Linked DNA regions of Homo sapiens: region 2 is linked to region 1. A link is a loop called in an ENCODE intact Hi-C map of the cell type or tissue named here. Cell type or tissue: PC-9. All regions are shown on one strand. Each heading gives the region's core, and the rest is flanking DNA. Links, peaks and the distances in the headings are about the cores only.

Region 1 (6,002 bases), core at 1,799-4,298:
CCTGATCCACCCACCTCGGCCTCCCAAAGTGCTGGGATTACAGGCATGAGCCACCGCGCCCAGCCTTACTCCTTTTTTTTTTTTTTTTTTAGACAAGGTCTTGTTCTGTCGCTCAGGCTGGAGTGCAGTGGTGCCATCTTGGCTCACTGTAGCCTCCGCCTTCCAGGTTCAGGTGATCCTTCTGCCTCAGCCTCCCAAGTAGTTGGGATTACAGGTGTCCACCACCACACCCAGCTAATTTTTGTATTTTTAGTAGAGATGGGGTTTCACCATGTTGCTCAGACTGGTCTTGAACTTCTGAGCTCAAGCGATCCACCTGCCTTGGGTTCCCAAAGTGCTGGAATTACAGGCATGAGCCACCACGCCCAGCGCCCCCATTTACTCTTGATCTCTTTATTCTGCTTTATTTTCTTCACAGCGTTTATTACTACTAAGTATTTCATTTGTTTACTATTTGTTTGCTTGTTTACTGGTTGACTTCTAGCCATCCCTTGGTAGAGAGCCCCTCCCTGGGTTCTGTCCCCTCTCCACACTTTTTTTTCCCACTTACAATAGACAGTGAGCCATTATAATATAAGCTCTTTGAAGGCAACAACTTTCTTTTGTTCACTACTATATACCTAGCAATATTGTACCCCCTCAATAAATATCTGTGGAATGAATGAATGAATGACTGGTGGATATGATCTAAGTGAATGCTATAGATAACACATGTCCTAAGGAATAGCATCTGACTGGAGAAGTCAGAGCATGCTTCCTGAAAGGTGCTGGGCTTAGCATCAAATTTGCCTGTTTGTATTCTGTGTCATCAACCAGATGTGAGCGCCTCATGGGTAGCGGCAGTGTCTTTTCATTGATTCCCTTGGTGCTTAGCACAAATCTTGGCACATAGTATGAATTCAATATATATATATTTGTTGAATAAGTGAAGAGAGCTGGATTCTGAGTTGAAAAAGATGAGGAATTCTATACTCTATTTGAAGAGAAGAGGGGCCTGTGCTCCCTGGAACTCAAACCCTAGGCAAATGCATGGGCTGTGTGCTCCTCTTAGGTCTTATCATATATATCTGATCCCTAATTTTGCCATCTCTGTCCCTGCCTGGCCCTCCTAGCCAAGAAAACTGCTGAAATGAGAAGGTCCCAGGAGCCACCAGAGCAGGGAGGAAGTAAGAAAACAGCTATTTCCGCCTTACCTGTTGGTTGTTGGGTCCTTGCTTCTTTCAGGTAGTAGAGTGCTTTGTCATAGTCCCCAAGGTGGTAGAAGGCCACACCAGACCGGTAAAGGGCCTTGAAGTTCTCCCCTTCCTTCTTCAAGACTTTGAGGCAATATTCCTTGACTCGTTCATAGTTTACCAGCTCAGCCTGGAGCAGGCAGGCTATGGAGGAAGGGAGGGAAAATGCCATCAGCACAACAGTGGCCAGCTCTGCATGTTTCCCTTGAGTTGCTTCTCTCCAGAGGTTTAGCAGGGTTGGGGTTTTCCACTGGGGTTTACATCTTGGGATTTGTCTTCCAATAATCCTAGCCTCCCTGACCAGTTTCATCACTAAAAAGCCATGTTAACAAGGCTTGAGCAAGTCACTTAACCTTGTATTATGGGTTGAATTATGCCCACCCTTCCACCACCAAAAGATATGTTGAAGTCCTAACCTGCAGTACACAAGAATGTGACCTTATTTGGAGACAGGATCTTTACAGAGGTGATCAAGTTGAGGTCATTACAGTAGGGCCTAATCCAGTGTGACTGGTATCCTTATAAAAAGGGGAAATATGTACACAAAGACAGACACACACAGAGGAAAGACGACATGATAAAACATGGGGAGAAGAGAGCCATCCATAAGCCAAGGAATGCCTGAGGCTACCAGAACCTCACAGAGAGGCATGGAACAGATTCTTCCTCACATCTTTCAGAATAACAACCCACCAGCACCTGGATCTTGGACTCCTAGCCCCTGGAACTGTGAGATCATACATTTCTATTATCTCAAGTCACCCAGTTTGTGGGACTTTGTTGTAGGCAGCCTTAGGAATAAGCTACCAGAGGCAATCATCATCTCTTCATCATCATCTTCATCATCATCATCACCATCATGGCCAATATTTGTTGAGTGCTTACCTTGTACAGATGCTGGTCTCATTGTTTTACATGTATTACTGATATAATCCTCAGAATACTCCAATGTGGGTACTATTACTGTTTCAATTTTATAGGTGAGGAAGCTGAGGCCCAGAGAGCTGAAGAAATTTCCCAAGTCCACACAACGTGAAAGAGACAAAGATGGGATTTAAGCTGAAGCTGTCTGGCTCCAGAATCCAAGTCCTTCCTAATCTAGTTGTTGGAGGGATTATATAAAATAATGGCCATAAAGTACTTAATGTGGGCTTGGCACATAGCAAGCATGAAAAAAATGTTAGTTAACATTCTTAGAATTCTTTTTAGTCTTGTACCAGTAACATCTGCCTCTGACTTCCCTCAAGTTCCCTTTCATGTATATTTGTCTCTGCAGTTCCTGAGAGAGGGGGCTTTCTGGTAGGCTAGTGACCAGCTCATACAAGCCACATGTCTGGACATGAGAGACCTAGGTGTCCCAGGCAAGAGGAAGCTATGGCAGGCAGGTCTCATGGTGGAGAGCTTCCCCATCCCACAAACAGCCATCTTTGAGTAAACCATGTCCCTTTGAGCTTTCCCTTACCAGCCCTGAGCCACAGGGAGCCACAGGGCTGGGACTAGAGTGATGACACGCCTGGAGGATGACTAAATGGCCTTGAAGAATGATTGAAATTTCGTGCCCTAGGCACCTCCCTCTAATCCCAACCCTGCTGAGCCACCTCGCCTCCATTTAACCACTCAAATATCTAGTAGGCATTGACCAACGGCAAAGTATGTTGCATACTTCGGAGGGAGTACAAAAAAAGAGACAGGAAAAAGGCACCTGTCTGCTTCTTCAAAGCAAATAAAAACAGAGACTTAGGAGGCAAAACTGGTGCTTCTGTTCACAACCCGGCTGGGTGGCTGGGGGAGAATGCTGATGCTCTGTTCCTTCTTTGTGCCCAGACTTTTCCACACTGACAGAAGACACCTCAGGATAGAGACAAGTCACTGATTTCAATCTTCAGGGGTCTAACGTCAGTCATTCTGACCCCTTAAATAACTTCCCAGGTATCAGAATTGCTGAGATTTTTTAAGAGACCAGATTTTTTTTGAGCATTTAGGACCAAAAAACTCCATTCTTTCACAGAATGAGGAGAAATACACAGACTGTCAAGATGAAGGTATGAGAACCAGGAAGTGAAAGAGAATCAGCCCAGATCTAGAAACTGACCTGTCAGGTTTCACTGGCTGCAGGGCAGAAAGCCAAGTCAACAGAAGCAACAGGCTGCTAACCCCCGAGGGCAGCTCTTGTTCACCCAGGACTACAATCTTCTGGTGCACCAGGGGGTCCTTCTGATAAGCTGATGCTACAAGCCCCCCTCCCCTCTCCTCCCTCTCTCTCCATGGTGGGATCTTAGGCCCTTCTGTCCCCTTCCTCACCTGCATGTTGTCGGAGCCTGTGCTGGTGCTTATACAGCTGTACAGAGAGAGAGAGGGGTTTCTGTAAAAAGGTTCCTGGATGTGAACCTCACTGACTGCTACCTGTGTGTGACTTGGCTCCAGCACCTGCTCCCAGAGCTAAAAGCTGTCCTGTCCACAGCTTCCACGCTCCCTGCCTGAAGTCCTCTCTGACCGGGCCTAGCAGCCCTCTTCCCGTCCAGCCCTCCCTCTTTGAACAGACACTTCTGTTTGCTGACCCTGGCAGTCTAGGAAAAGGACCATTTAACAAATAAAAATAAAAATAAAATAAAATAACAGTTTTTGAATGCATAAAATGGTGGTGACAGGGGCAGGGGAAGCAAAGAGGCCTGGAAATGGGGAAGCCTCCCCCTTCCCACAAAGGGTTAAAGGAACCACAGCAATCAATTTCTGGCACTTATTTGGTAAAAATATTTCTAGTTCCCCTGCAGATCCGGTGGGAACTGGCATACCTGGCTGTGGACCAGGGTTCAGACTTTGGGGGAGGCAAGGGAGGCAGGGCTAGGCTGGTTATAGGGTGTGGAGCCTCAGCTGACACCACAGACAGGGCCCAGAAAGATGGAGAAATAGCTGGGCCAAGAGGTAGAATCTGGATAAGAAGTTGGGGTGCTAGGCCAGGACTCTTTTTTTTTTTTTTTTTAAATGGAGTCACGCTCTATTGCCTAGGCTGGAGTGCAGTGGTGCGATCTCGGCTCACTGCAACCTCTGCCTCCTGGGTTCAAGCAATTCTCCCGTCTCAGCCTCCCAAGTAGCTGGGACTACTACAGATGCCCGCCACCATGCCTAGCTAATTTTTGTAGTTTTAATAGAGACGGGGTTTCACCATATTGGTCAGGCTGGTCTCGAACTCCTGACCTCTGGTGATCTGCCTGCCTCAGCCTCCCAAAGTGCTGGGATTACAGGAGTGAGCCACTACACCCGGCCCAGGCCAGGACTCTTAAGGGAATCCAGGGGTGGAGGGGGTGACAGCCAGGCTGGAGGCTGGCCTCAGCGCTACCTGCAGGTGATTTTTAGGCACCTCTCTGCTTTGGGTGGGTGGCTACTGGTACATCTAGTAAGCCCATGGGATAGGTAAGATGGGATGACAGCAGGCACGTGTGAGGGCTGAGGAAGTTAAGACGACGTGGACTGGCTGCCTCCTGATTGCTCCTTCCCCATCCCTGTAGCCATTAGCCAGGACCTGGGGTTGCAGTGGACCTCAGGATAAGTGGCATCGCCCCACAGTGTGTCCTCCTCATGGTTATTAATCCCTTCTCTGGTGTCAGAGGTGCTAAATACTTCACATACACTATGTCTTTTAATCCTCACATCAACTCCATGAAACAGGTTCTATTTTTATCCTTCTTTTATAGATGATGAAACTGAGTTCCAGAGAAATGAAGTAACTTGCTGAAGGTCACCCAGCTGGAAGGGGGTAGAATTAGGATATCAGCCCACTTCTGTCAGGCTTCCAAGACTGTGCACTTGACCTCTGGGGTGTCTGTGGGGATGCATTTGAAGCCATCGGAAACCCACACAGCCCCTGGGGAGAAAGAGAGGTCATCTGTGGAAACTCCCTTCTGCTGTGTTCCAAAGCTAACAAGCAAAAATTGATGCCTAACTGCTGGGCACTGGGCGGGGCAGTGGGATCAGCTGATGAGCTGACACCCGCCCCCCCACCCACCTGGGGCTAACAGATGGGCAGGGAGGGCAGAGGTCATGTTATCTCAAATATTCACATGTGGGCTAACTGCTATGAAGGACAAAGGTAGAGAAGGAGCATACCCAGGCAGGAGGGGCCTTACCTTGATCTAAAGTATAATGGGAGGCCTTCTTGGAAGAAGTAGCATTATAGCTGGGATCTAAAGATTGGGTATTTCTCAGCCTCAGCACTATTGACATTTTGGACTAGATGATTTTTTGTTACATGAGGATGTCTTGAGCCTTGCAGGATGCTTAGCAGCTCCCCTAGCCTCTTCTCACTACATGCCACTTGTGACAACCAAAAAATGTCTCTGGAAATGGCCAAGTATTCCCTGGGTGGTGGGGTGGTGGTAAAATCACCCATGTTTGGGAATCACTGATCTGGGTGAAACTGTGACTTTTCAAGGCAGAGCCAAGAAAGAGAGGGAGCGAGAGGGGAATGGCCTATTTCAGAAAGTTTGGGAAGCCATGCATGCCAGGTTGGAGCAGAGAACCAGAGGGAAGGGTAAAAAAGGTGAAGCTGGAAAAGAAAGAAACCATGACACAGAGACCCTTCTGGTCCACGTAGAAGATCTGGGACTTCATTGTGAGGCAAGAGTGGATTTGGATGATGAAGTGATGGTGACTCAGGTGACCAGAGTGGAGGCGGATAAGCAGGAAAAACAGATCAATGTAAGTGGCATCCAGGAGGCAGAGGTGACCAGCAGCAGGGAATTTCTGCAATATTTTCTCTCTGCTGTCCACATT
Region 2 (6,002 bases), core at 2,356-4,855, 53 kb before region 1:
GTTTCCCAGGCTGGAGTGCAGTGGTGTGATCTCAGCTCACCACAACCTCCACCTCCCGGGTTCCAGCAGTTCTCCTGCCTCAGCCTCTCAAGTAGCTGGGATTACAGGCGCCCACCACCATGCCCACCTAATTTTTTGTATTTTCAGTAGAGACGGGGTTTCATCATGTTGGCCAGGCTTGTCTTGATCTCCTGACCTCAGGTGATCCACCCACCTTGGCCTCCCAAAGTGCTGGGATTACAGACGTGAACCACCACACCCAGCCTCTTTTTACTTTTTAATTAAACTGAAGGCCATGAGTCTCTCTCCTCTGTTTCCAGCCTGCAGGTGCTCAAGTAACTGAGCTGTTTCCAGGGAGTTTTCATATGTAGGAAAGAAAGAACTGGAGAAAGACGGAAATGCTGTAGAAAAGAGGAGGTGGGTGAGAAGCTTCTCTGAGGGTCTAGGAGCCTCCAGCAGGACCATGGGAGCCTTTGTGAATGATGGTGCTGAACGGTGCAGTCTCTGCTCACAGTTGATTTTCACACAGCTCGTGGATTTTGGCTTTCAGAGCCACTTGTGAATATGTGCTGTCTCCTACTCCCTACAACTAACCATGCTGACATTCCTGGTGAAGTTGTGAATGGAGCTAAGAGGACAAACAGATGGAGTTATAGACATGTGAATAGGATTTGCTGGCTGTGAGTCACAGATTCCTTGTAGCTCTGATGCTCTTAATGGCACTCGTGAGCTGTGTGACCTTGGCAAGGCACTTAACCTCTCTGGGCCTCTTCTGGAGCAAGCTGATCACAAAGCAGCCTTTGTGCTCTCACTTTCCATGATTTTGTGTTAGGTGGGGATGAGGATAAAAGCAGACAGGATGAATCTTGTTTGAGGCCATTCTTCACTGCTTGAATCCTCTATTTCATCACTCAGCTACATGTGGAAGAAAACGACTTCTGAACTTAAATATTCAGACACCCTTGTGTGAATGCTGTAACCTTTCATTTCTCTCTGACCTCTTTGCTCTTTTCTCTGACACCTGAGGAGGGGTGACTCCGAGGTGGGGTTCTGTGCTGGATGCTTGGATTGGGAGGGCAAAGCTGACATTTTGCTGAGCCTTGAGGTTAGTTTCACCAGGATCCAGATAACCTTTGTAAAGCCAACTGGGCAAAAATGAAAAATTGACCAATCTCCTTGCTGGTGCCATATGGAAAGGTGCCATACTATTTTTGTTTTGTTGAGACAGAGTCTCGCTCTGTCACCCAGGCTGGAGTGCAGTGGTGCCATCTCAGGTCACTGCAACTTCCGCCTCCTGGGTTCAAGTGATTCTCATGCCTCAGCCTCCCCAGCGGCTGGGATTACAGGCACATGTCACCATGCCCAGCTAATTTAGTATTTTTAGTAGAGATGGGGTTTCGCCATGTTGGTTAGGCTGGTCTCAAACTTGTGATCTCAGGTGATCTCCCCACCTCGGCCTCCCAAAGTGCTGGGATTTCAGACATGAGCCAGTCACCCAGCCAGGCACCATATACTGTTAACATGTATACAAATTGCTGCATGTTTCTGGAAAGCAGCTTGGCCATATGGTATTAAAAACTACAACACAGGCCTAGTAATTCTGTTACTACTCCATAGTAATAAAAACTAGTTTAATGTGTCAACTGTTGCACTAAGACCTGACCTATGTTATCTCATTTACAATATTTCAACATCTTTAAGAGTACATCCATTATTATCTCCATTTTACATTGAGGAAAGTGAGGGCCAGAGGGTTGAGTAACATGCCCAAGACCGCACAACTGGCAAATAGTGGAGCTGGGACTTGTCTGATTCTGGCATCTGCGTTTGTATCATAAGATTGAGTTGGGGCCTGGCACGGTGGCTCACACCTGTAATCCCAGCACTTTGGGAGGCCAAGGCGGTTGAATCACGTGAGGTCTGGAGTTTGAGACCAGTCTGACCAACATGGTGAAACCCTGTTTCTACTAAAATTACAAAATTAGCCGGGTGTAATGGCACATGCCTATAATCCCAGCTACTCGGGAGGCTGAGGCAGGAGAATCGCTTGAACCTGGGAGGCAGAGGTTGCGGTGAGCCGAGATCGCGCCATTGCACTCCAGCCTGGGCAACAAGAGCGAAACTCCCGTCTCGAAAACAAACAAAAAAAACAAACAAAAAAAGATTGAGTTGGATGCAGACAAAGATTTACAAGTCATCCCAATGTTATTTACAGGATCATTCAAGAGACTACAAATGACCCAAATAAGAATGCGGGTCTTCTGCCAGCCTCTTCCTCACCCAACAACATGGAATCTGATATAGTGAGAGCAAGAAGGCTCTCTTTACAAACTAGAAAACTGTCTAAATGCCTGACAACAGGAGGTTGCTTAAAGTCTGCTGCTTTTCAAGGCATTTATTGAGTACCTTCCTGTGCTAGGTACCATCTGGACACTAGAGATTTGCAGCTTCTTTAGCCAGGTTCTCAAAGACTATATTGTCTGGTGGGAAAGACCAAAATATGAAGAAATCTGTTTAATGTAATGTAGTCAGCGCCATGATGGGGTGCTAAAGGAGCACTGTGGGCTGGGTTTAGCCTGAGCTGGGGCTTCACCTCATGGAGGAGACAGAACCTGAGCTGAGTCCTAAAGAATAAAAGATACCAAGGCGGGAGATGGTGAGATGCTCCCTCTCCTCTCAGGCAGCACAATTCTGTGTCCACCTTTTTAAAAAAGTGAACCTTGTAATGCCTCACCCTGGGTTCCTAGCGCTGATTTTATCATGGACCATGTGAGATATTTTGTGGCCATTAGATTATTCATGAACAGGTTATACATGAAGCTAAATTTTTCATGAATAATTAAGAAAATGTGAAAATGCTCATGATAAGCTAAATGGTAGGATATAAAAAATTTCAAAAGCAATTGGATCCCTATTATATACAGAAAATATATTTACATTTAAAAAAATACACACCTGATAGGCTCAGGAAAAAGACTGGGAGAAAGTCAGCTATCTTTGTGGGGAGGTATCATAGATGGTTTAAAAATGTTCTTTTGGAATTTATTAAACTTTAAAAAAAAGAATATATGTTACTTTTCTATTCAGCAAAACAATGGCAAATAAAATAGTTTGAGGATGCTTTCCCATGCTAACCAGGTTCCTTTGCAGGTGTTCCAGAGGCCACTGGCTTCAAGGTTGTCCCCTGCCCTAAGCAGTATAACGAGGTGATTCCAGAAGCCCTGCTTATGGAAGGTAGGACTGGGGCCAACTTCCTGGTCCCCCTCACCCCTTTCTTCGTCCCTTCCCTCCAGTGGAGAGTTGGTGCTGGAATGGTGAGCACCTGCAGACTGCTAGCAGAATCCAGTGAGGGCACATGTACAGAGAACATTCTAAGAAGGAGGTGCTGTGGGGGTTTCCTAGGGGCACAGCTGGTTAGGGATGTCAGGTCCTGCACAGGCAAATAGCACGTTCCTACAACACAAGTGCACACCCCTCTGTCAAAGGAGCTGCACCAGGCCTGCGTCCACCACACCCTGTTTACGTGCCTATGGAATGTGGTTCATTCAAGGCTGGGGCTGATGTCCTAATCCTCTGAGCCCTTGGTCCCCACCCGATCTAGTCCAACTAGCTCAAGCTGGAGAACATGTTTTGGCATAAGGGGGTGGGGTGGAGATGAGGGTGGGGGTCTGCCACTCTGTCCCCTCCTCCTCTCAGTCATTGGTCACACTGCTGCTATCCAACCAGGAGTGCCTGTTATGGGGTCTCAGTGGGAGGCACTGGACACTTCTTTGTGACGTAAGGACAATGGGGAGGCTTGAGAAAGATCAGCCTAGGAAATGTGCTCATGGAACACAGGTTGGATCACGCCACGCCCAATGTCTGCAGGAAAGGATCCACATTCTTGAGCACGGCCTTCAGGGCCCCACCCAATCTGACCTGAGTCTACCTTCCCAAATGCCCATCACAATTTCCCTGCCTCCAGTCCTTCCCCATCCCTAAGACTCAACACTTCTCTGCTTCCTGAAACACTTGATTTTCCAGGAATGGAGGCCTCCTGCTTGAAAGAGTATTATCCTCTTTATGAACTGACTTTCTGGCTATCTACCTAGGTGTCTTAAGAAGACTGCAACCTGTAAGTGGTCACCATGGGTGCCGTGGCTCACGCCTGTAATCCCAGCACTTTGGGAGGCAGAGGCAGGTGGATCACCTGAGGTCAGGAGTTCAAGAACAGCCTGGCAAACGTGGTGAAACCCTGTCTCTACTAAAAATACCAAAAAAAAAAAAAAAAAAAATAGCTGGGTGTGGTGGCATGTGCCTGTAGTCCCAGCTACTCTGGAGGCTGAGGCAGAAGAATTGCTCAAACCCGGGAGGCAGAGGTTGCAGTGAGCCGAGATGGCACCACTGCACTGCAGCCTGGGTGATACAGTGAGATTCCATCTAAAAAAAAAATAAATAAATAAGTGGTCAAATGTGAGGGAAAGAGACAAGGCAAGATGGGAAAGAGAAGAAAGGAATAGAGATCAGATTCCATCCCCTAGAAGATGATAGTCTCCCTGGTGAGACTGAACACGCTAGGATGCAGTGGAGAAGGGTACCAAGCACCACGGGACACCTGTAGATGGAGGGACATCCTGAGGGCCATGGCTAGTGTGGAGTGGCCCGATAACGTAGCACCGATTCCCACCTAGTTCTATACTTTACCCAACCTGAAAAGAAAAGACTCATCCCTCCAATCCTCTGACAAATGGTTATCGAGGGATGACTCTGGTCCCAGTTGCAGTGTGACTGGCAAATTCCAGTTCTGTGTGGGACCAGACAGGTCAATGAGTGAGGCACTCTTATGACAGTAAGATGCAGTGGGGAATGGTGCTGTAAGGAAAGGCATTCCCCATCTAAAAGCATGTCCTTAACTAATGCTCAAACACATCATCTCAGTGTTTTAAAACCCCTGAGGGTGAATGGGACAGAAAATGACTGCCACTTTTTTGGAATTTGCCATCTAGTGGGAAAATCAGCTTACCCAACAATTAAGGCACTATGATAATCTATATTTCAATATCTATCTATCTGTTAATGTCTATCTCTGTCTCTATATCTGTATTTCCTATATGGAGAGAGGGAGCGAGATAGGCACAGATAGGCAGACAAGAGGTGGGAAGTGGTGTCCCAGTTGAGACCTGGAAGATGACTAAGACTTAAATAGTCCTGGGAGTGGTGTTAATGGGGAAGCCAGGTGTTGGGAGCAGCTGTGTGAAGGGGATTGGATTTTATCCTCTGCCAGCTCACTTATCTTAAATTCCTTATCTCACAGAGCACTTTGTTCTTGCAGCCTTTTCTTTGTGATAAGCACTAGTGTTAGGCAATAACTGGTAGGGAAAAAAAGATTAATTTTTACATAGGTGGGAGATGAAGAGGGTGCTTCCAGCTGGGTTCTGCCTGTGCTATTTAGTTTGCCCTGGGGTGAGGAAAAAAATGTGTCTCTCAGGACACATTCTATGCAGAATCAGAAAAGGAAATGGAAAATAACATGTGGGGTGAGAGGTTTAGGAGATAAATTTCAGGCATAGGGGATCTTTTCTATGCTCCTATCTCTGAGCAAATGATATTAAAGTCAGAATATAACAGCCCCTCCCTCCTTCCTCCTACAACCCATCTTGGGAGTTTTGTCCCAGTAATGTAACAGTTTTCAATGTTTGGCCCGTCGATCCCTGGAGATAGGGGAGGTCAAAACTATTTTCACAATAACACTAAACTGTTGTTTATCTTTTTCACTGTGTTGACATTTGCACCGAAAAGCACGGCAGGTCAAACTCCTGGCATCTTGGGACAGGCAGAGACAGCAAATGGGACAGCACTCCTTGTATTCTCCATCACCAGGCGCTTGAAGTAATGGGAATGCCAGTTTCACTTAAGAATGCCCTTGATAAAGCAATAGTTACTTAGTAACATTACTATGTTAATTAAATCCTGACTCTTGCTTAACTATATCTTTTTAACATTCTCTGAGATGAAATGTGAAG

Evidence for each region. Hi-C counts contacts between places; a loop is a spot of excess contacts. Peaks named below come from ENCODE experiments on the same cell type or tissue, not always from the same donor. Only the 100,000 strongest peaks of a DNase experiment are listed, where the experiment ranks them.
Region 2: it touches region 1 in a loop (8-fold over the local background); 17 of 110 quality-filtered maps call a loop at or near these places.

Annotation. Positions count from the first base shown.
Region 1 is chr14:70,662,938-70,668,939 of GRCh38, reverse strand. It overlaps TTC9 (tetratricopeptide repeat domain 9), which reads right to left. Exons shown (of 3, transcript NM_015351.2): 2 at 1,194-1,376. Among named protein-coding and RNA genes, the nearest start is that of TTC9, 24 kb to the right of the region's middle. RefSeq lists enhancers at 1,556-2,056, 2,057-2,557, 3,055-3,214. In PC-9, for the core only: no CTCF peak of the experiment used is centred there; DNase peaks (open chromatin) are centred at 2,429, 2,819, 3,339, 3,649 and 1 weaker place; H3K4me3 peaks cover 1,724 bases; H3K27ac peaks cover 2,500 bases.
Region 2 is chr14:70,716,443-70,722,444 of GRCh38, reverse strand. No RefSeq gene overlaps it. Among named protein-coding and RNA genes, the nearest start is that of LINC01269, 21 kb to the right of the region's middle. In PC-9, for the core only: no CTCF peak of the experiment used is centred there; DNase peaks (open chromatin) are centred at 3,514 and 3,854; H3K27ac peaks cover 1,402 bases.